Linked DNA regions of Homo sapiens: region 1 is linked to region 2. Evidence: chromatin loops called from intact Hi-C (ENCODE). Cell type or tissue: heart left ventricle. All regions are shown on one strand. Each heading gives the region's core, and the rest is flanking DNA. Links, peaks and the distances in the headings are about the cores only.

Region 1 (11,965 bases), core at 2,264-10,263, 240 kb before region 2:
AACCATCCCTGTTACTGACCAAGGAAGGAAAGGATGTTGGGAAACCCTCTCAGCGCTCTGTGGGACTGCTAGATCTCAGTCACAAAATAGCAACAAAAAGTAACCACCTCTCTAAACCAAGCAATTTTAATGAAATAACTCCCAAAAGGTTAGGAGTTTCTGTTTTCCTCTTGTATGTACCATAAACTGTACAACGTCTAGGGGATACAGTTGTGTGCATAGCAGATAAGGGTCTGTCCTCCCCGCATCAAGCTTCCAGCTTAGTTATTAATACTAGAGGGTTACACACTAGATTTACACCACAGAAATGGGCAAACCCTCCAAATCAGAGCTTCATTTCTCATTTGTTGATTTTCCAGGCTTTAAGTGATGGAGAAAATGTTAATCCTACACACACAACACAAAAACGTGTTGTGTGTGTAGCTGCTACGTTGCATACAGCACAGAAGCATGAGGCAGTATTCTAGTATTCAAAAATTATTGCCTGAGAGGATAAGAACACCAAAGGGGGAGAAATGACAGAATAGGAGGCAGAACTAATCTGCATCTCCCACTTCAAGGGACAGAGCAGTGTGTGGAGAGCTACATCTTGAACTTTTGCTCCAAGGACTAATGCAGGAACATACCAGGAAAGCTAAGAGAATCCACAGACCCTTTGAAGGAGGTGGACTGCTGCTGCAGGCTCCGTGGGACAACTGAGGAACTGTGAGTCCGCTTGCTTTCAGAGCTGGGAGGCTTGTATCCTGGGGCAAGTTCTCAGCCCTGCTCACTGGCTACCTGGAAATAAACTTGGTGCTGTTGGTGGGGCATGGTTGGAAAGAGAGGAGTCTGGCCTTTTGGCTGCAGGCTGTTTGAGAGCTAGGTGAGGCCTGTGTGTGGCTGCCTGCTTTTCCTCACTTCTTTGGTGACCTGTGTGATGCAGCAGAGACAGCCGTAATCCCCCTGGGAACATAACTCCATTGGCCTGGGAACCATATCCCCATCCCCTACGGCAGCCACAGCAAGCCCCACTCAAGGAGAGTCTGAGCTCAGACACGCCTATCCCTGCCCCCACCTGATGGTCTTTCTTTACCTCTCCTGATAGCCAAAGACAAAGGCCATTATCTCTTGGGAGCTCTAGGGCCCCCACTACCACCTGATCTTCCCTATGCTACCACAACTGATATGCTCTTGAAAGTGCCAGCTCCTGGCTGGAGGCCAACACAAAAGCAGAACACTTAACAAAAATACAACCAAGGACCCTCACAGAATCCACTTCACTGCCCTGCTACCTTCACCAGAGTAGCTACTGGTATCCATGCCTTACAGACCTGAAGATAGATCACATCACAGGATTCTTTGCATATGCTCCCCAGTACCAGCCCAGAGCCCTGTAGCTCTGCTGGGTGGCCAGATCCAAAAGAGAAATAATAATCACTGCAGTTTGGCTCTCAGAAGCCCCATCCATAAGGGAAAGGGGAGAGCAACACATCAAGGGGGCACTCTGTGGGACAAAAGAATCTGAACAGCAGCTCCTGAGTCCCAGATCTTCCCTCTGATATAGTCTACCCAAATGAGAAGGAACTAGGAAAACAATTCTGGTAATATGACAAAATAAGATTCTTTAACACCCCCAAAAGATCACACTAGCTCACCAGCAGTGGATCCAAACAAAGATGAAATCTCTGAATTGCCAGAAAAAGAATTCAGAAGGTCAATTATTAAGCCAATCAAAAAGGCACCAGAGAAAAGTGAAGTCCAACTTAAAGAAATTTAAAAAATGATACAGGATATGAATGGGAAAATCTCCAGTGTAATAGATAGCATAAATAAAAAAAAATCACAACTTCCGGAAAGCAAGGACACACTTAGAGAAATGCAAAAATCACTGGAAAGTCTCAGCAATAGAATGGAACAAGTAGAAGAAAGAACTTCAGAACTCAAAGACAAGGCTTTTGAATTAACCCAATCCAATAAAGACAAAGAAAAAAATAACTTTAAACAATGAGCAAAGCCTCCATAAGTATGAGATTATGTTAAATAACCAAACCTAAGAATAATTGGTGTTCCCTAGGAAGAAGAAAAATCTAAAAGTTTGGAAAACATATTTGAGAGAAAAATTGAGGAAAACTTCCCTGGCCTTGCTAGAGATCTAGACATCCATATAGTAGAAGCTCAAAGAGTGCCTGCGAAATTCATCACGAAAAGATCATCTCCTAGGCATATGGTCATCAGGTTATCTAAGGTCAAGAGAAAGGAAAAAGTCTTAAGTACTGTGAGGCAAAAGCATCAGGAACCTATAAAGGAAAACCTGTCAGATTAACAGCAGATTTCTCAGAAGAAACCTTACAAGCTAGAAGGGATTGGGGTCCTATCTTTAGCCTCCTTAAACAAACAAGTATGAGCCAATAATTTTGTATCCAGCAAAACTATGCTCCATAAAGAAAAGATAGTCTTTTTCAGACAAACAAATGCTGAGAGAATTCACCACTACCAAGCCAGCACTACAAGAACTACTAAAAGGAGCTCTAAATCTTGAAACAAATCCTTGAAATACACCAAAATAGAATCTCCTTAAAGCATAAATCTCACAGGACCCATAAAAAAAATACAATGAAAAAAAAAAAAAGAAAGAAACAGGATAGAGGCAACAAATAGCACAATGAATAGAATAGTACCTCACATCTCACTACTAACATTGACTGTAAATGATCTAAATGCTCCACTTAAAAGATACAGAATGGCAGAATGGATAAGAACTCACCAACCAAGTATCTGCTGTCTTCAGGAGACTCACCTGACACATAAGGACTCACATAAACTTAAGGTAAATGGGTGGAAAAAGATAGTCCATGCAAATGGACACCAAAATTGACCAGGAGTAGCTATTTTTATATCAGACCAACCTTAAAGGAACACCAGTTTAAAAAGACAAAGTGGGACATTATATATAATGATAAAAGGACTAGTCCAACAGGAAAACATCACAATCCTAAATACATATGCACCTAACACTGGAGCTCTAAAATTTATAAAACAATTACTATTAGACCTAAGAAATGAGATAGGCAGCAACACAATAATAGTGGGGGACTTTAATACTCCACTGACAGCACTAGACAGTCATCAAGACAGAAAGTCAACACAGAAACAATGGACTTAAACTATACCCTACAACAAATGGACTAAATAGATATTTACAGAATATTCTACCCAACTGCAGAATATACATTCTGTTCATCAGCACATGAAACATTCTCCAAGATAGACCATATGATAGGCCACAAAACAAGTCTCAACACATTTTTAAAAATCAAAATTATATCAAGTACTTTCTCAGACCACAGTGGAATAAAATTAGAAATCAACTCCAAAAGACACCCTCAAAACCATGCAAATACATGGAAATTAACCTGCTCCTGAAAATTGTTATGTCAACAATGAAATCCAGGGGGAAATTAAAAAATTCTTTGAACTGAATAGTGACACAACCTATTAAAACTTCTGGGATACGGCAAAAGTGGTGCTAAGAGTAAAGTTCATAGCATTAAATGCCTATATCAAAAAGTCTCAAAGAGCATAAATGAACAATCTAAGGTGACACCTCACGGAACTAGAGAAAGAAAAACCAAACTGAAACCCAGCAGAAGAAAAGAGATAACCAAGATCAGAGCAGAACTAAATGAAATTGAAATAAAAACAAAAGATAAATGAAACAAAAAGCTGGTTCTTTGAAAAGATAAATAAAATTGATAGACCATTAGTGAGATTAACCAAGAAAAGAGAGAAGATCCAAATAAGCTCAATTAGAAATGAAATGGGTGATATTATAACTGATACCACAGAAATACCAAAAATCATTCAAGGCTACTATGAATGTTCGCCTTTACATGCATAAATGAGAAAACCTAGAGGAGATGGATAAATTACTGGGAATATGCAACCCTCCTAGATTAAACCAGGAAGAAATAGAAACTCTGAACAGACCAATAACAAGCAGTGAGATTGAAATGGTAATTAATAAGTTACCAACAGCAACAAAGCAGCTCAGGACCAGGCAGATTCACAGCTGAATTCTATCAGACATTCAAAGAAGAATTGGTACCAATCCTATTGATGCTATTTCAAAAGATACAGAAAGAGAGAACCCTCCCTAAATCTATGAAGCAGTATCACCCTAATACCAAAAACAGGGAAGGACATAACAAAGAAAGAAAACCACAGACCAATATCCCTGATGAACATAAATGGAAAAATTCTTAACAAAATACTAGCCATCAGAATACAACAGCATATCAGAAAGATAATCTACCATGATCAAGTGGGTTTCATACCAGGGATACAGGGATGGTTTAACAACCACAATAAATGTGATACACCATGCAAACAGAATTAAAAACAAAAATCACATGATCATCTCCACAGATGCAGAAAAAGCATTTGACAAAATCCAGCATCGCTTTATGATTAAAATCCTCAGCAAAACTGGCATAGAAGGGACATACTTTAAGGTAATAAAAGCCACCTATGGCAAACCAACAGCCAGTATTATACTGAGTTGGGAAAAGTTGAAAGCAACCCCCTGAGAACTGGAACAAGACACAGATGCCCACTCTCACCACTTGGTACTGGAAGTCCTAGCCAGAGCAATCAAACAATAGAAAGAAATAAAGGGCATCCAAATTGGTAAAGAGGAAGTCAAAATGCCACTGTTTGCTTATGACATGATCGTATACCTAGAAAACCCCAAAGACTCATCCAAAAAGCTCTTAGAACTGGTAAATGAATTCAGCAAAGTTTCAGGATACAATATTAATGTGCACAAATCAGTACCTTTGCTATACACCAACAGCAACCAAGTCGAGAATCAAATCAAGAACTCAACTCCTTTTACAATAGCTGCAACAACAACAAAAATACTTAGGAATATACTTAATCAAGGAGGTCAAAGACCTCTGAAGGAAAACTACAAAACACTGCTGAAAGAAATCACAAATGATACAAACAAATGGAAACACATCCCATGCTCATGGATGGATAGAATCAATATTGTGAAAATGACCATACTGCCAAAAGCAATCTACAAATTCAATGCAATTCTTATCAAACTACCACCAGCCTTCTTCGCAGAACTAGAAAAAACAATCCTAACATTCATAGGGAACCAAAAAAGAGCCCACATGGCCAAAGCAAGACTAAGAAAAAAACAAACAAAAAACACACCAAATCTGGAGGCATTACCCAAATTCAAGCTATGCTATAAGGCCATAGTCACCAAAACACCATGGTACTAGTATAAAAATAGGAACAGTGGAACAGAATAGAGAGCGCAGATATAAAGCCAAACACTTACAGTCAACTGATCTCTGACAAAGCAAACCAAAACATAAAGTGGGAAAGGATACCCTATTCAACAAATGGTGCTGGGATAACTGGCAAGCCACATGTAGAATGAAACTGGATCCTCATCTCTCACCCTATACAAGAATCAACTCTAGCTAAATCAAAGATTTAAATCTAAGACCCGAAGCCATAACATTCTGGAAGATAACACTGGAAAATCCCTTCTGGAAATTGGCTTAGGCAAAGACTTCATGACCAAGAACCCAAAAGGAAATCCAACAAGAACAAAGATAGATGGGACTTAATTACACTACAAAGCTTCTGCACAGTGAAAGACATAATCAGCAAAATAAACAGGCAACCCATAGAGTGGGAGAAAATCTTCACAATCTATACACCTGACAAAGGACTAATGCCCAGAATCTACAAAGAACTCAAATCCGCAAGAACGAAACAATCCCATCAAAAAGTGGGCTAAGGATGGGAACAGATAATTCTCAAAAGAAGATATACAAATGGCTGACATGAAAAAATGCTCAACGTCACTAATGATCAGGGAAATGCAAATCAAAACCACAATGAGATACCACCTCACTCCCGCAAGAATGACCATAATAAAAAAAAAATACATGTTAGAGTGGATGTGGTGAAAAGCGAACACTTCTACACTGTTGGTGGAGTGTAAACTAGTACAACCTCTATGGGAAACAGCGTGAAAATTCCTTAAAGAATTAAATCTACTATTTGATCCAGCAATCCTACTCCTGGTTATCTACCCAGAGGAAAAGAAGTCAATGTACAAAAAAGATACTTGCACATGCATATTCATAGCCACACAATTCACACTTGCAAAAATAGGGAACTAGCCCAAATGCCCATCAGTCAATGAGTGCATAAAGAAAATGTGGTCTGTATGTATATATGTGTGTGTGTGTGTGTGTGTGTGTGGGCCATCTACCATGGCCCAAGGTAATACACACACACACACACACACACAAGCGTGCACACACACACCATGGAATACTACTCAGCTCTAAAAAGGAATGAAATAATGGCATTCACAGCAACCTGGATAGAATTGGAAACCATTATTCTAAGTGAAGTAACTCAGGAATAGAAAACCAAACATCGTACGTTCTCACTTATACGTGGGAGCTAAGTTATGAGCATGCAAAAACATAAGAATGATACAATGGGCTTTGCTGACTTGGGGAAAGGGTGGGAAGTGGGTGAGGGATAAAAGACTACACGTTGGTTACAGTGTACACTGCTTGTGTAATAGGTGCACCAGAATCTCAGAAATGGCCACTGAAGAACTTATTCATGTAACTGATCGCTACCCATTCCCCGAAAACCATTGAAATTAATAAAAAGTTATTACCTAAATCTGCAAAGGAGCCACTCATATCATTGACAAATGAGTGAAATCCCTATATACATTTCCTTTGTTGTTTTACTTTCCTTTTTTACTCATTAAGGAAAACATCAACCAACATTCATGTCAGAATTATGCTCCTTTGTCTTTCACACAGCACGGCCACAGATACAGGTATTCCTCAAAAGGCAACATTCTGAACAATCGGTTGGCTCACATTAGAATCCATTGTTGTTTCTGTCCACAGCATCATCATGATCTTGAAATGAAAAGACAGAAGGGCAAATGCTCTGCATTGCTTGTTGGTTTGTAACCAAACATCTACCATGGCCCAAGGTGAGTAATGGCAGGGGCTGAATAATGCAGCAGGGTTAGCAACACTGGGAAGACTGACCAGGATAAACTGTACAAAGTTTGGGAGACACGGCTGTGTGTAGAGCAGATACTCACATCCCCACATCAAGCTTCCAGCTTAGTGATTAATGCTAGAGGGTTACACACTAACATTTACACCATGGAAACGGGCAAACCCTCCAAATCAGAGCTTGATTTTTAAAATTTAAAATTTAATTTTTTTTTGAGATGGAGTCTCTCACCCAGGCTGGAGTGCAGTGGCGTGATCTCCGCTCACTGTAACTTCTACCTCCCAGGTTCAAGCGATTCTCCTTCCTCAGCCTCCCTAATAGCTGGGACTACAGGCATGCGCCACCATGCCTGGCTAATTTTTCTATTTTTAGTAGAAACAGGGTTTTACCATGTTGGCCAGGCTGGTCTCAAACTCCTGACCTCAGGTGATCCACCTGCCTTGGCTTTCCAAAGTGCTGGGATTACAGGTATGAGCCACTGTGCCTGGCCCAGAGCTTGATCAATTATTTGATTTTTTGAGGCTTAAGAGAGTGATAGAGAAAGTGTTAATCATGCCAATTAAACTAAAAACAAAAATTTTTTCAACTTGCATCTGAGAAGGTACCTCTAGTGAGCCTCCATCATGCGGGTTTACTCCTGGATCCTGATTGTGAGACCTACTGCATTGAATTGTTCTCTCCTCTTTTTGCCTAAGGCTACCATTGGGCTACTGATAGGTGTGGCAACAAGCTACACCTAAGGATTAAGTCAGCACTCATAAAACTGTGTTACCTCTGTGAGAAACAGGGCCCACCTAGGGCGCTAATCCACAGCCTAGGCTAACTGGCTCTTTAATACATATTCATACACAAATGTTAGATAAAGAGCTGGAATAGCAGCTCCACTTTTGTGGGTTGAGCCTTTGCATTTGAGCATCCCTTCCTCAACATTTTCCTGCAAACTCCAGCCATAAATGGCATATTATAAAAAGGGCGAGAAAGTTTATATTCTGTAACAGTCTAGGAATTCACTCCTTTGAGGAAGTATCTCTACTTTATACCAAGATGTGCCAGTGTGACCAAATGAATGGGTTTCTGAATAACTATGGATAAAATATGTGTTTGAATGACCAGGACACTCAGTATATGCTTGTTCTCAGTGCTTGCTAATTCTGGGCTTTGTAGATTTAGTGATGCCAAGTACCTATTGAATGCATGACATAACGGTAAAGGAGGAGGAAGTAGAGTTCTTCTTCAGAGTCCCTGGAACTGGATCAGCTCCTGGCCCAGAGGACCAAGCACACAAAGATTTGTGGCATCATGGATTAGATGGCAAAGCTGGATTTGGGATTCTCAATTAGGTCAATGATCTGTCTAGCAAAACGTTTAACATGTTGTTTTACTAAATGCAAGAACGCGTTTTCCTTTAGCAATTTATTAATGAGCTAAAAGCATTCTTAAAGTGGTGGAAGCTCACCAGATGTGCTTAGGGTCATTGTTTAACTAAAACAAAGTTATATATATACAGATTTATTCATGCACACATATATTAAAAGTGTCATATATATTTACATGCACGCAAAAAGAGGCATGCATGACTCATGGGATGCTCTTATGGTTGGGATCTAACCAGGAATCAGAAACCATTTGAGTTTTTAAAAAAGGAGGAGTTTAGGCCTGGTGCAGTGGCTCACGCCTGTAATCCCAGCACTTTGGGAAGCTGAGATGGGAGGATCACGAGATCAGGAGATGGAGACCATCCTGGCTAACATGGTGAAAACCCATCTCTACTAAAAGTACAAAAAAAAAAAATTAGCTGGGCGTGGTGGCTGGCCTGAAGTCCCAGCTACTCTGGAGGCTGAGGCAGGAGAATGGCGTGAACCTGGGAGGCGGAACCTGCAGTGAGCTGAGATCGTGCCACTGCACTCCATCCTGGGAGACAGAGCAAGACTCCGTATCAAAAAAAAAAAAAAATCAATTAAAGGGTTAAACTCATGCCTAGGTCGTAACACACTGTGCCAATTTACTGATTGGATTGTCCAGTTGCATGTCAGGGTCATTTTTTTTTTTTTTTTTTTTTTTTTTGAGACAGAGTCTCACTTTGTTGCCCAGGCTGGAGTGCAGTGGCTTGATCTCAACTCACTGCAACCTCTGCCTCCTGGGTTCAAGTGATTTTCCTGCCTTAGTCTCCCAAGCAGCTGGGATTACAGACACATGCCACCACACCCGGCTAATTCTTGTATTTTTAGTAGAAACGGGGTTTCACCATGTTGGCCAGGCCGGTCTCGAACTTCTGACCTCAGGTGATCTACCCACCTTGGCCTCCCAAACTGCTGGGATTACAGGCATGAGCCACCATGCCTGGCCAACAGCCAGCATTTTAAGTTGATCAAAGTAGATGTTTCTCCTCTTTTTCCTAACTCAGGCCCAGGAAGCTGTCCCTTCACATTGTGTGTGGCCAACTGAGACTGGAGACCATCTTAGACTGGATTAAGACCATCTCAGACTGGATTAAGGCTGTGATCAGTTTCTGCTGCTTCCCTGCTTTGCTCTTCTTTTTCCCTCCGTGTTGCTCAGTGCAGTTTCCAACACCTTCACAAAGGGGGCAGAGAAGTGACGAGCCTTAAAGAGGGGCATGGAGGGTAGGGCAGGAAACTTATTTGACCAGTGCTGTGGAAGCTTGGCTTCATGCTTTCTGGGCCTGGCAGATGTTTAATGCTTCCTTTCTCTTGTAGACATGTGTATGGGTTTCTTGGAGACGTTTCCAGGGTTGGGCATCTCCTACCTACAGTTCCCTTGTATTTGTCTGTTTTCACACTGCTATAAAGAACTACCTGAGGACAGGCACCATGGCTCACGCCGGTAATCCCAGCACTTTGGGGGCTAAGGTGGATGGATCACTTGAGGCCAGGAGTCTGAGACCAGTCTGGCCAACATGGCAAAACCTCGTATCTACTGAAAATACAGAAATTAGCCCAGTGTGGTAGCAAGTGCCTATAATCCCAGCTACTCGGGTGGCTGAGGCACAAGAATTGCTTAAACCCGGAATGGGGAGGCTGTGGTGAGCTGAGACTCGGTAATTTATAAAGAAAAGAGTTTTAATTGGCTCACAGTTCTGCATGACTGGAGAGGCCTCAGGAAACTTACAATCATGGCAGAAGGCAAAGGGGAAACAAGGCACGTCTTACATGGCAGCAGGAGATAGTAAGCACAAAGGTGCAAGTGCCACACTTCGAAACCATCAGATTTCATGAGATCCCACTATCACCAGAACACCAAGGGGGAAACTACCCCACGATCCAATCACCTCCCACCAGGTCCCTCCCCTGACACATGGGGATTACAATCTGAGATGAGATTTGGGTGAGACACAGAGCCAAACCACATCATCCCCTAATGAGGAAGAATGAATTTCTTTTCCCGCTGGTCTCTAAAAGGCTCCTTTCTCAGCCTCTGTGAATCTGCACTTCACCTCCAGCCTCTTTGCACTGAAGTTCCTTCACATTGTGTGTGGCCATCTCAGACTGGATTAAGACCAGCCCATCAGCACCCTCCCACATGATCCATTTCCAATCTGCAAGAAATCTTGTTGCATCCTTTGCTCCAGTAAACTCTCATGGAGCAGGGAGTGCCCAGCTCAACTGTTCCCCCTTCTACTAGCCAGCCTGCTTTCCACTCTCAGGAGTTGCAGTCAGACACTGGGCCGCTCGCTGGGCCCCACCGTGCCACTCTAACTGTGGGGTCCTGATGGAACTCCACTGGGCTTGAAGTACAGGGCAGAGCCTCTCCATCTGCTCCTTGGGTGGGGGTGGTAGAAGGGGACACCTAGCACCCTAATTGCTCCTTTTACTCCTTCAATGTGGGTAGGGGCTTTGGAATCTTATAATACTTTTTGGTTTTCTCTTTTAAAAACTTGCAGCTTGGCTTGGCACTCAACTAAGCAATATCATCTATTTTATCTCAGTGCATCAGTTGAAATTTATTTTTTCCAGATGGGGAATCTTAGAACTAAGGGAATCTCCCGATTGCATGAAGAGAACATGCCCACATCTTGAGAGAAACGGATGGATCTTCCAGTCTCTACTTTTTTCTCCCATACTGAAACTATCCCACATACAGCCCTGGGGATATCATTTGACTTTAGAGACTAGAATCCAACACCACACTCAACAACTTTCCCACCTATGCGGGAATTCTAATAAACTTAGTAACTCGGACAAATGTCTGTGAGCATTATAAAAATCACATTTCATCAGCAAGCTGTCAAAAGCAACTTTAGTTGACTTACAGCTCAAAAAAAAAAATCAACTTCATTTTCCCTGCAGCATTCATGTTATGCCTTGGTGTTTCAAAGATTTCTCATGTCTCAACATTGAAACATCCATCTTGACTAATGGCAAAATTATACCCACAGGGTTTTACAAAAGACAAAAATTTGTCCTCATTTTCTATCAGAGTATCTCCTACAATGTTTCAGTCCAGTATCTTTGAAATACCATGTTTCATCAACTGTATTTATCCTTATATAGCTGGTAGACCCCTTACAGTTTGTTTTCTTGTCTTGCTGATGCAACGGCATATGAAGGCATTTTGTATGTCACAAATTAAGAGGAAAATAGCAAAGTTGTATCAGGAGAAGAGAAACAAGTTGTTCACAGAACAAAACAAAAAGCCTACATAAACAAACTGCGCTTACTAAGTGGATATCATAAAATACATGATTTGTTAACCTAGGCACAAATCCCCCTTTCCAAACTTGGATTCTGCCATTGTCCTATACATTTATTGTCACTCACATGTCATATTTTCCCCAAATACCAATTTTCAATCGGAGTTCCCCAATTATAAACACATTTCTCTCTGCTTGGAATGACTTTCTCCTTTGTGGCCTGATATCCAGGGATTAATTCAAATGTCTGTTTCT
Region 2 (11,965 bases), core at 2,004-10,003:
CTTTCACCTCCAGTCTCCACAATAGGAGCCAAAAAGCAATGTGAAAGTGAGAAAATAATAAGACAGAACAATCCTAGAGCATCCCAAGAAGCAGTGCAAAACGCTTTTCAAAGCTAACATATACATGTGAATTGGGTGACATTACATTACGTCTGCGGATACACGGTGAGCTGTGGCCCTTGTTCAAAATGCAAGGAAATTCAGAGCCATATCTTCTGCAGTGAGATAGTCCCTGGGAGTTTAGAACACACATATTTTTTTTAAATGATATCAGACCTATTTCTCCAACCATTTATTTTTCCCTTCCAAAAACCATAGTAATAACGTTTTCTAGCGACATAAAAAACTGCATTGGTGCCAAAAAAATTGCAACAGCATATGCTAATTCAGTGCTGTAGTAACTTCACATCTTGATAATGCCTTAGAAATGAAAACAGCCCTCAGATTGGATCTGACCCTCTAAGCAAATCCTAACTAGGAAGGTAAGTTGTGTTGCCTGTGTCAAAGTCCACAACTCTATCTCCTGTTCAGGGACAGACAAGATCCCTGGGTAGCACTCTGTTGAACTCAAGAGAAGGAAGAGGCCACAAAAAATGTCAAAGATGAGCAAAGAAGCATACATGTAATATCTATCATGTGGACATATTCTGTTACTGGCTCACAGACATGTCCTGATTGGTTATTAAGATCTTTAAGATTTGGGGGCAGCTGCATGATGAAAATGTAGGCGCTCTCAGCTTTCAGAGTGTTGTGGGGTTCTCTTCCCTGGGTCTTGAAAAGCAGAACAGATTTTCACCTTTTGGGTGTTCTTTGAGTTAGTCTCATCCTGCCTGAAATGCACACAGAGAAGAAAGAGTTTCAGGGTGGAGGAGATGAACTGAACACTTCGCAAACTACTGAGGACCACTGATTATATCCAATCTGGACAGAAAAGCCACCTTTTTCTGATACATGTACATAATGTCATGTGATGTGGGAGCAGTAGAAAAAAGTGATGCACAGTCTCCGGGGCTGTCAAGGAGGTAAGAAGCCAGATGGGGAGATGAGATGTGGACATGAATAGAGAGCAAGGCAGCGCCTGATAAGCGTCTGCTGAGACCAAAAGATGTGTTTTCTGTATCTTACTGTGTTTATTTATGGAAATCCCATTCATCCTATAAAGTCCATCCTCCACAAGGCTGCCTTTGATCATGCTGAGAAGTGATGTTTTCCCCTTTTGTATCTTTACCACTTGTAAGGAATTAAAACATTTGTGTGTGTATCTTAATTTCCCTCCTCAATGGAGACATTTCTGGAGGGAAGGGAGGAAAATTAGGTTTCTGGTTTTCTCTCTGTATCTATTTCATGTAACATCTTTAGTAGGAGTCCAATAACCTTATAAAATGAAAAAGTGAATACATTCTTATTTTGATTGATTGATTGTTATAGAGACAGGGTCTTACTATGTTGCCTGGGCCAGTCTTGAACTCCTGGTTTCAAGTGATCCTTCTGCCAGGGCCTCCCAAAGTGCTGAGATTGCAGCCGTGAGCCACTGTGCCTGGACAAATTTTTGTAAAATGAGTAAATAAGAGGCGTAATAAGCGTACAGAAGTGATTGCTTCTGCTTGAAATATTGAGGGAAGGTTTTATGGGAGAAGTTGTATTTGATTCCCTTTGGGGATCATTGTAAGGGTAGAGCCCTTGCTGACACATCAAGTTCATGGCACCAAAAAGTAAAAGATCTATAGCTCTGAAGAGACATCCATAAATATTGTCATGTTCCTTCTCTACCACCAACCCCCCAGCCCTAACACACACACACACACACACAAGAAGAGTGAGGATTTCTGACTTACAGTGTTTAGCACAGTGCCTAACACATGGAAGATGGTCAGTAAAAGTTGAATAAATGATTAAAATGCTTTGATGAAGAAATTCATCTCAACGATATATTGGCAATCAACAATCCTTCCTTTTAGAAAGAACAGATGGAGTTTTATTGAGACATATCTTATAGCACAAATATTTTCTAATTTTAATCCTGACAACAATGCTATGAGGCTGATATTATTCCTGTTTTTTGTTTGTTTGTTTGTTTTTTCCAAGACACGGTCTCATTCTGTCATCATCACCCAGAGTATGGTGGTGCAATCATGACTCACTGCATCCTCAAACTCCTGGGCTCAAGCAATCCTCCAGCCTCAGCCTCCCAATCAGCTGGGGCTACAGGCGTTTGTCACCACACCTGGCTAATTTTTTTATTTTTTTATTTTTTTATTTTTGTAGAAATGGGGTCTTGCTATATTGCCCAGGCTGGTCTTGAACTCCTGGTCTCAAGCAATCCTCCTACCTGGGCCTCCCAAACTGCTGGGATTACAGGCATGAGCCACTGTGCCTGGCTGCCTGCCATTTTTTTTTTAATAGGTAAAACCTTGGGTGAATTGCCCAGGTCACACAGTATATAAAGGACTGAAGATTCAGATTCAAATCTTACTTCTCATGATCCTTCCACTATGAGGAAGATGTGTCAATGACATAGGTATCTCTTCTTGCTTAGTTCATATTTTTACTGATTTATTTTTGAGACAGGGTATTGCTCTGTTGCCCATTCTGGAGTGGTGCATTCTCGGCTCACAGCAACCTCTGACTCCTGGGTTCAAGCAATTCTGCATCAGCCTCCTGAGTAGCTGGGATTACAGGCATGCACCGCCATGCCCAGAAAATTTTTGTATTTTTAGTAGAGATGGGGTTTTGCCATGTTGGGTATGCTGATCTCCAACTCCTGACCTCAAGTGATCCACCTGCCTCAGCCTCCCAAAGTGCTGGGATTACAGGCATGACCTACCACACCTGGTTCATATTTTAAATAGCACATCATCCTTACTTTTAACCTTGCCTACCATGAGTAACAATTTCTTTGGCACTACCTTAAGGTATTGTGATCTTTCTTTGAAGGCACTTAGGTTTCCCATCTTAAGCTAACCCTCTGGGCTTAGAGAAGTATTCATGAAATCTTTCCATCTTTTCCCCTGCATCATTTCAAACTTGTTTCATTTTTACATTAACACATCCTCTGGGATTACATATATATATAAATAAGATACACTAAATTCAGTGCTTCTCGTGCATCGTGATTGGCCAGACCAGATGGAGTGATTTGTGAACCAGAATTGAAAATCAAAACACAAGTGCTTTTTAAAGAGGTTGAAGTTGAGAAGCAACTGTTCATGGCAGACTTAGAGCTTTAATTCTAAGCGGGTTTGCGTTTGTTTTCAAGCTGTGTCTGACTATGGAATATTGGAACCTCCACCCTGGAGCTACTATATATGTATCTTGCATATACACTGCCCTTGACAAAGAGGGGAGTGTAGCTGGAGCTGAGTTGTGGAGTTTTACAGGGCAATGTGCCTGTTATTATCATAGGATGATAGAAGTGCCAGTTGTTTTGCTTTTGCTTTTGCAGCGCCTGTGTGCAGAAACCAAGAGCAGTGAAAAGTCCCTTTGCTGAATAGGTTCTGGGAGGCCCCCGAGGAACAAATTCTCAAGAGTAAGGCATGTTAATTTCCAGGTGCTTATTCTGAATTTGACTCCTTCTGCTTATTATCATTTAATCCTCAGGATAATCATATGAAATCAGCATTGCAATCCCGGTTTTGCAGAGGATACTGAAAGCATTAGGGTCACAACCAGTATACAGGGGAGCTGATTTAAAAATCAAGGCCGTGACTGCAAAGCACTTAATCTATTGCAATACCATTTCTGAATTTATACAAGGATTTTAGATTGACCAGAAGGCAGGTTTTTTCTGTCCCATAAAGCGGAGAAGGAAGGGCCTAGAATATGTCTCTAAGAGAGATCAGTTTCCTGAGATATATAAAGCTTGGTGGCTTCCAATGCTTGTTTGACTTTTCAGCAGGACCAGACAGAATATGTCATTCAGTAGGACAGTGTTGATGATGATGAAAGTTGTCTTTTTTTTTTTTTTGAGATGAAGTCTCATTCTGTTGCCCAAGCTGGAGTGCAGTGGTGCTATCTTGGCTCACTGCAACTTCCACCTCCTGGGTTCAAGTGATTCTACTGCCTCAGCCTCCCGAGTAGCTGGGACTACAGGCGCGCACCACCATGCCTGGCTAATTTTTTTTTTCTTTTTGTATTGTTAGTGGAGATGGGGTTTCACTGTGTTGGCCAGTCTGGTCTCAAACTCCTGACCTTGTGATCCACCTGCCTCGGCCTCCCAAAGTGCTGGGATTACAGGTGTGAGCCTGGAAAGCACTGTGGCATTATAGCTTATATATAGGATGCATTCACAGAGGCTTGGTGATTGACTTCTACTTTTTTTCCTAGCTATGTTACCTTAAGCAAATTATTCTGTCTACTTCTGTTTCTTCATAAGATGAGGCTAATACAGTCAATCCTCATTATTTCCTGATTGCATATTTGGGAATTTGCCTACTCAATAGTGGTTATTTATAATCCTTAAATCAATGCTTACAAGATTTTGTGGTCATTTGCAGTCATGTCCAGAGCAGCAAAAAATGTAAGTTGCCTGATATGTACATTCCTAGGTGAAATTGAACAAGGCCACAGTCTGCCTTCTTGCTTCGGCTCTCATACTGTGAGTATCCTTTTCAAGGTTTATTTAGTGTCAAGTTTTCACATTTTTATGCTTTTTTGATTGATTCTGCTGTTTAGTATGGCCCCCAAGCAGAGCCTTGATGAGCTCTCTATTGTTTCTCAGTACAAAGAGGCTGTGATGTGCCTTAGAGAGAGAATACATGTGTTAGATAAACCTCACTCAGAATTATGGTGGTGTTGGCCATGAGTTCAATGCTAATGAATCAACAAGATGGTACATCTAACAAAAGGGAGAGAAAATTGGCCTATCTATATGTGAGGCTGCTCTGCAAAGGGCTAAAGGAATATCTATAGCATGTGATGGGGCTATGGAAAAGATGGAAATGAGGCTAAATTTGTGGATTCATGAGATGAGTTTCAAAAACTTAACCCTATATGTTTCTATTAATGGTCAAAGGATTGCCCCCCCCAACCCCAATTAAAATTCTTCTCTCAGATTACAGTATTTTCTCTTAAAGAATCTATAGGCTGGCTGAGCTCTGTTGTTCAGGCCTGTAATCCCAGCCCTTTGGGAGGCAAAGGTAGGAGGATCACTTGAGGCCAGGAGTTTCAGACCAGCTTGAGCAAAATAGGAAGACCTTGTCTTTACAAAAAAAAATTAAAAATTTAGCCGGGCATGGTGGTGTGTGCCTGTAGTCCTTGCTACTCAGGAGGCTGAGGCAGGAGGATTGCTTTCGCTTGAGCCCAGGACTTCAAAGTTATCATGAGCTGTGATCACGCCACTGCACTCCAGCCTGGGGAACAAAGTGAGACCCTGTCTCTAAAGAAAACAACAGGCTGTGCCCAGTGGCTCACGCCTGTAATCCCAGCACTTTGGGAGGCCAAGGTGGGCAGATCACAAGGTCAGGAGATGGAGACCATCCTGGCTAACATGGTGAAACCCTGTCTCTATTAAAAATACAAAAAACAATTAGCCAGGCGTGGTGGCGGGTGCCTGTAGTCCCAGCTACTCGGGAGGCTGAGGCAGGAGAATGGCGTGAACACGGGAGGCGGAGCTTGCAGTGAGCTGAGATCGCGCCACTGCGCTCCAGCCTGAGTGACAGAGCGAGACTCCATCTCAAAAAAAATATATATACATATATATATGTATATATATACACATACATACATACATACATACATACATGTATATGCCACCAGAACAATTGAATTGATTGGACTAGTTATTCAATATCAGCAGAGAGTGGTCTTGGGGGAACAGATTACAGGAGAGGTAAATATTTTGGCAAATACCTGGACCACTGTTTCAGAGAGGACTGTCAATCACAGGGTGGTGATGGGGTTGGGGTACATTGCACAGCTGGAGAAATCCTGACACCTAGAGGGGGCAGGAGTGTTCTGAGAGCCTGCTACAGGTCAGGGGTCACATTTCAGGAGGTGAGGTGAGAACATACACATGGGTAACAAGACTTCCATAGGACAAACTTACTCACTTGCTTTATTTCCCAAGTTTGCCCAGAATTATCAAAGCTTAGAATAAATTATTTTATTGACATGCCTCAGAATGAAAATTCAGCCTATTTGGCTCAAAATAACAGTTGTGATTATTTAGAATCTGTGCTAAACACTATTTGTGTTTTTGCATCATCAAATTGCTTTAGAGTCATTCATTAAACAATTACTCGATTTGACATTGTGTCTCTTAGGGGAATGTTAAAAAAGAATGAAAAAGAACCTAATCCTCATTAAGAACTATTAGCCAAGTGTGACAAACTTTATTTTGTGTTACAGAAAACAGAGATGTCATTTGGTATTGAGTCAACATGAATGGGTTATGACATATTCCACTCTTTAAAATGTCCCGAGGCTGGTGGGATAAACGGAGGAGATCTGCAGATGGTATGCCAAGCAAAGGCGGCTAATGAACCTAGCATTGCTACATAGCAACGGCATTAGCATTTCATTTGTTGGAATGAATTATTTGAGTTTTTCACTTTTTGCCCTGATCTTTATGCAACGGTGTAACTAATGATGAAAAATGAACAAAGCCTTGAAAAATAGGACTTATTAACAAAGGTCACAAGACCTGAAATGATTAAATCTCCAAGAAGGCTGATGGAGTTATTGAGTCGGGATTTTTCAGTGCCCGAATGAGGACTGTCCAGGAGATAGTAACTAGCTGTTCTTTCTCTCTGTGGAATATATTAATAGATATCAAAGGATGTCAACTTGAACTACAATAGGAGTTATTGGGGTGAGTTATGAAAAAGAACTTCCTGCCTGTTTTTGCAGGAAAGGCTAAAACAATTTAGCAAGGAAGATGTGCAATATCATTCTTCTAAGAGTTTTTCCTGTCCCTTCTTCTAAATTAGAGTCAATTATCTTTGACCTGCAAGATGTAAGAACAGTCTGGTGTGAATATAGGGAACCAAATGATGTTCCAATGCCTCCATTTTCAGTAGGCTTGGTTGTTGTAGTCAATGTGGTGTGTTTGATGCTATATGAGTCTACTACTATTCTAAGACTGTATGGCATTATTCTTTTTATGAGAGATCTCAAATTAGAGGTTGAGGATGCAAAGATAACTATTGCCTTGGCCCTGAGGAATTCTTAAAGCATATCCATTTTCCTTGCCTCTACAAGTGCATTGTTGGCAAAAGCAACTTTATTTATATTTTCTTGCTCATTCCCTCCTTCCTTGTCCCCCTCCTTTTTTCTCCCTCCCTATTTCTAACCCATATAGAGTGGTTACTTGAGGGAATGGTTTTATGAATAAAGATTGTATCCTTTGCTCAGGAGCCTTGGTGTGTGATTATAGATTAAAGCTTTCATTTTGAAAGTCAGAGCAATATACAGCCATAAAAATAGCAATAGCAGAATTATTTTAATTATCACATGTGGAAGTTCCAGAAAGATTCAAGACAAATACAGCACTGTAGCTTGTAGGCTTCAAGAGCTAATTATTGAGAGTAGGGTATTAGAATATCTGATTATACTGTGGATGTCTAATTTCTTCTTGTACTCTAATTATACTGATGTTCATGCTGGGGCTGAACAACCACCTCGTGGAGAAAGCCATAGAGATTATTCCTGTGTCAGATATTGGGTTGCACCTGATTCTACACTTCTCACCATTCTTCTTTCTGTCTGTTTGGTTTTGTTTTAGATCCTATACTTACTCATTTCACCACACATAGGCCCCATGGCCTCTTAACTTTTCTTCACGAGAATTTACCATGTGGTTCTCACCTGTTCTTTCTAGGTGATCTAAAATAATTAGGCTCCATGCGATATTGGGGACATAATTACACTATGGGGTGTGGATCACTTGAGGTCAGGAGTTTGAGACCAGCCTGGCCAACATGGTGAAACCCCATCTCTACTAAAAATACAAAAATTAGCTGGGCATGGTGGTGTATGCCTGTAATCCCAGCTATTCGGGAGGCTGAGCACGAGAATCACTTGAACCTGGAGGTAGAGGTTGCAGTGAGCCGAGATTCTGCCACTGCACTCCAGCCTGGGTGATGGAGTGACACTCTGTCTCAAAAAAAATGTTTATTTAAAATCCAAAATTCAAAGTTAACTGGACCTCTGTCCTGTATTTTTATTTGCTAAATCTGAGAACTCTACATCGAGATGGTATTTTCATTAATTTGATGGTGTTAAATGTGATTATTTTGTAACAGCAAATGGATGGTGTCTGTTGGAACTCCATAGTAGTTAACATTGAAAAATTTCTAAAACACAGCTATATATGGTGGTGGTGTTTGAATATTAGTCTCCTCCAAATCTCATGTTGAATTTTGATCCTCAGTGTTGGAGGTGGGGCCTGGTAGGAGATGTTAGGATTTTGTTCACAGATCCTTTATAAAGGGTTTGGTGCTGTCCTTGCAGCATTGAGCAAATTCTCATTCTATTAGTTCCTGTGAGAATTGATTGTTAAAAAGAGCCTGGCACCTCCCTCCCTTGCTCTCTCACCATGTTATCTCTGTATGTGCTATCTCCGCTTTTCCTTCCACCATGAGTAGAAGCAACCTGAAGTCCTTACCAAAAGCATATGCTGGCGCCATGCTTCCTGTACAGCCTGCAGAACTGTGAGCTAAATGAATCTCTTTCCTTTATAAATTACTCAGCTCAGATGTTCCTTTATAGCAAATCAAATGGACTAAGACATGGGGCAGACTCAAACTTTGACTTAGACAGAGTTAATGGTTTAGGAATCAACAGAGCACTTTTGAGTGGAGAAGCCGAGTAAACTATGTTTTACTGGCTAACCAATGTGTGGGAGAATAAGATGGCACTGATCTGTAGTCCTGATCTGGACCATGGGTTTTTCTTGGTATAGTAGAAACTCTGTGATTGTGTTTGTTTAAAGTACTTTGTGACTGTATTTGTATTCACCTGTGAAAATGAAAAGAAAATAGTTCAAAAAGCAAGTGACTCTGTGAGCTAGAGTGAAGAGGTTGCCATGTTGATCATTAACTGCTCTTGCCTGGAGTGATACAGGTGATGTATATTTGAAATTTTGGTAAATATTCTGAGTGTTTTTGAGAAGAATGTGTATTCTGTTGTTTTTGAATACAGCATTCCATAAATGTCAGTTATGTCAAGTTTATTGGTAGCATTCAAGTCTACTATATTATTGTTTATTTTCTGTCTAGTTGTTCTAATAATTATTGAGAGAGAGGTGTTGAAAGATAAGATTCTAAGCTTGGCATTGTGGCTCACACCTGTAATCCCAGCACTTTGGGAGGCCAGGAGTTGAGACCAGCCTACGTAACATAACAAGACCCTATCTTTATAAAAAACAAAATAACAAAAACCAAACAAAAAATATATGATTATAATGTGGATTTCTATATTTCTTCTTGCATTTCTATCAGTAATTGCTTCATGTATTTTGAAGCTCTGTTATTAGGGAATCTAAACATTTAGGATTGCTATGTCTTCCTGTTGAACTGATCCTTTACCCTTTATCTTTTATGAAATGACTTTATCTCTCAAAATAATCTTGGCTCTGGGATCTACTTTGTCTCACATTACTGTAGCCACTTCAACTTTCTTTTTATTAGAGTCTTAGGCTATATCTTTTTCCATTTTCTAACTTTAAATCCATTTGTGTGTTTCTATTTGAAGTGTATTTCTTATAGGCAGCCTATAGTGCTGTCTTACCCAATATGACAATCTCTGCCTTTTAATTGGGTGTTTAGACCATTTACATGTAATGTTGTTATTATTGATATGATTATATTTGAGCTCATAATCTTGCTATTTGTTTTTTATTTATGTCATTTGTTCTTTGTTCCCCTTTTCCTCTTATTCTGCCTACGTTGGGATTAATTGAACATTATGTTCCATTTGATCTCCTCTGTTGACTTATTAACTGTAATTCTTTGTTTTATTGTTTTGGTATTTGCTTTAGGAATATGTCCAATTTAATAGAAGTCTCCTTGATGTAGCCGAGACACACTAAATATGCTCCCAGTTAGGGCCTTTGTTCTCTCTGTTCCTCCTTTTGGAAATGCTCTGTTTATGCTTATATCCACATGACTTCTTTACCCATTTATTGTAAATAGGTTTACATTGATATTTATACTGTAATTGATAATAACAATAATGATATTGTAAATATCAGTTTATCAAATATTTTTCGACTCCCCAAACCTGACCTGCCACTCTACCATTTACCCAGTTCATTTGTTCTTCATAGCCCTTATCTCAGGATTATTTGTTTGTTTATTGTCTCTTTCTTTCCATTGCCGTGTAAGTTTCATGAAAATGATGGACTGTATTTTGTCTACTCCTGAATTTCCAGTATGTAGGACAGTGTGTAACATATCAAACAAATATTTGTTGAATGAATGAATGAATGAATGAAGGTTTCAGAATTGGAGGGAGGACAGACATCTAGGTTAATGTCTAGGTTGATCTGCTGCCATATCTGATCACCTGAATGTGTTTGTCTGAACTAGTGGGATTGGGCATTGCCCTCTGTCAAGGTGCTGCTCTGTGTTTTTTTTTGGAGTTGCACACTTGTTAGAAAGGAAAATCATTTCTAGTCAGCAGAGGAACATTCACTGTTGAAATATACATGAGGAAAGGGTTTGCAGAATTTCTGTGCTCCTTCCTAGCTTCTACACTACGTGCTTCCCAACCCCCATCCCACTTTTCTGGCTTCATATTCACCCTCTTGATTACCTTTTTTTTTTTTTTTTTTTTTAAGATGGAGTCTTGTTTTGTTGCCCAGGCTGGAGTGCAGTGGCACAATCTCGGCTCACTGCAACCTCCGCCTCCTGGGTTCAAGTGATTCTCCCACCTCAGCCTCCGGAGCAGCTGGGATTACAGGTGTGTGCCACCACACCTAGCTAATTTTTGTATTTTTAGTAGAGACGGGATTTTGCCATGTTGGCCAGTCTGGTCTCAAACTCCTGACTTCAGATGATCCTCCTGCTTTGGCCTCCCAAAGTGCTGGGATTACAGGCATAAGCAACCACACCCGGCCTTCGATTACTTTTGTCACAAGTTTCTCAATACCTCAAGGCTCAGAACTTCAAAGGCATTTTTCAGAAAATGTATATAATAATGTGTGTAAGGGGAAGAGAAGAAGAGAAAGGAAGACATAATGATACAGCAAATAGGATAAGATGTGACATTTGAGAAATTTGGGTGAGGAGCTATGGAAATTATTTATAGTAATTTTTGCAACTTTTGTGTAAGTCTGAATTAAAGAAAGTAACTTTGAGCTTCATTGCTTCCATCCCTTCCTCCAGTCCCTATAGCCAATAGGGTCTCCACCTCCTGTTGTTTCAGTTTGACATTTGACTTTGTACCCAGCGCCTCATTTCATTTCCCTCTGGCCATACCCCACTTACTGTTCCCATTGCTCTCACATCCTCTTACCTAGACTCTTGCAATGATTCTGGAACTGGCCTCCTGAGTCAGTCACTCCTGGTTGCTGTTCACCCCACACATGCCTGCCTGGATGCTTGGGCTGAAATACAGATCTAATTATATCACTCCTCTGCTCAATTGCCTGTGCTGTTCCCTCGTTGCTGGCCCTTAGCTAGTAGCTTGATAGCTTTCCACAATTATCACCACACTCTCTGGTCGGACTTATTTCCCACTTTGCCCCTCTGTGTTTGTCTCACTTGATCCCTTGCCATTCTAGGAATGCACCCTCACTTTTCACTTTTCTCTTCTCTTTGCTGTCTCTCCCATCTCTCTTTTTTTTTTTTTTTTTCTCTCAGAGACAGGGTCTTCTTGCTCTGTTGCCCAAGCTCCGCAGTGCAGTGGCACGATCACGGCTCACTGTAGTCTCAACCTCCGCCGCTCAAGTGATCCTCCCACTTCAGCCTCCTGAGTAGCTGGGACTACAGGGATATACCACCACATCTGGGTAGTTTTTGTATTT

Evidence for each region. Peaks named below come from ENCODE experiments on the same cell type or tissue, not always from the same donor. Only the 100,000 strongest peaks of a DNase experiment are listed, where the experiment ranks them.
Region 1: a loop joins it to region 2, with 3 times the contacts of the local background. A loop is called at or near these places in 5 of 110 quality-filtered maps.

Annotation. Positions count from the first base shown.
Region 1 is chr10:16,548,432-16,560,396 of GRCh38, reverse strand. No RefSeq gene overlaps it. Among named protein-coding and RNA genes, the nearest start is that of C1QL3, 33 kb to the right of the region's middle. In heart left ventricle, for the core only: no CTCF peak of the experiment used is centred there; no DNase peak of the experiment used is centred there.
Region 2 is chr10:16,308,417-16,320,381 of GRCh38, reverse strand. No RefSeq gene overlaps it. Among named protein-coding and RNA genes, the nearest start is that of LINC02654, 36 kb to the right of the region's middle. In heart left ventricle, for the core only: no CTCF peak of the experiment used is centred there; no DNase peak of the experiment used is centred there.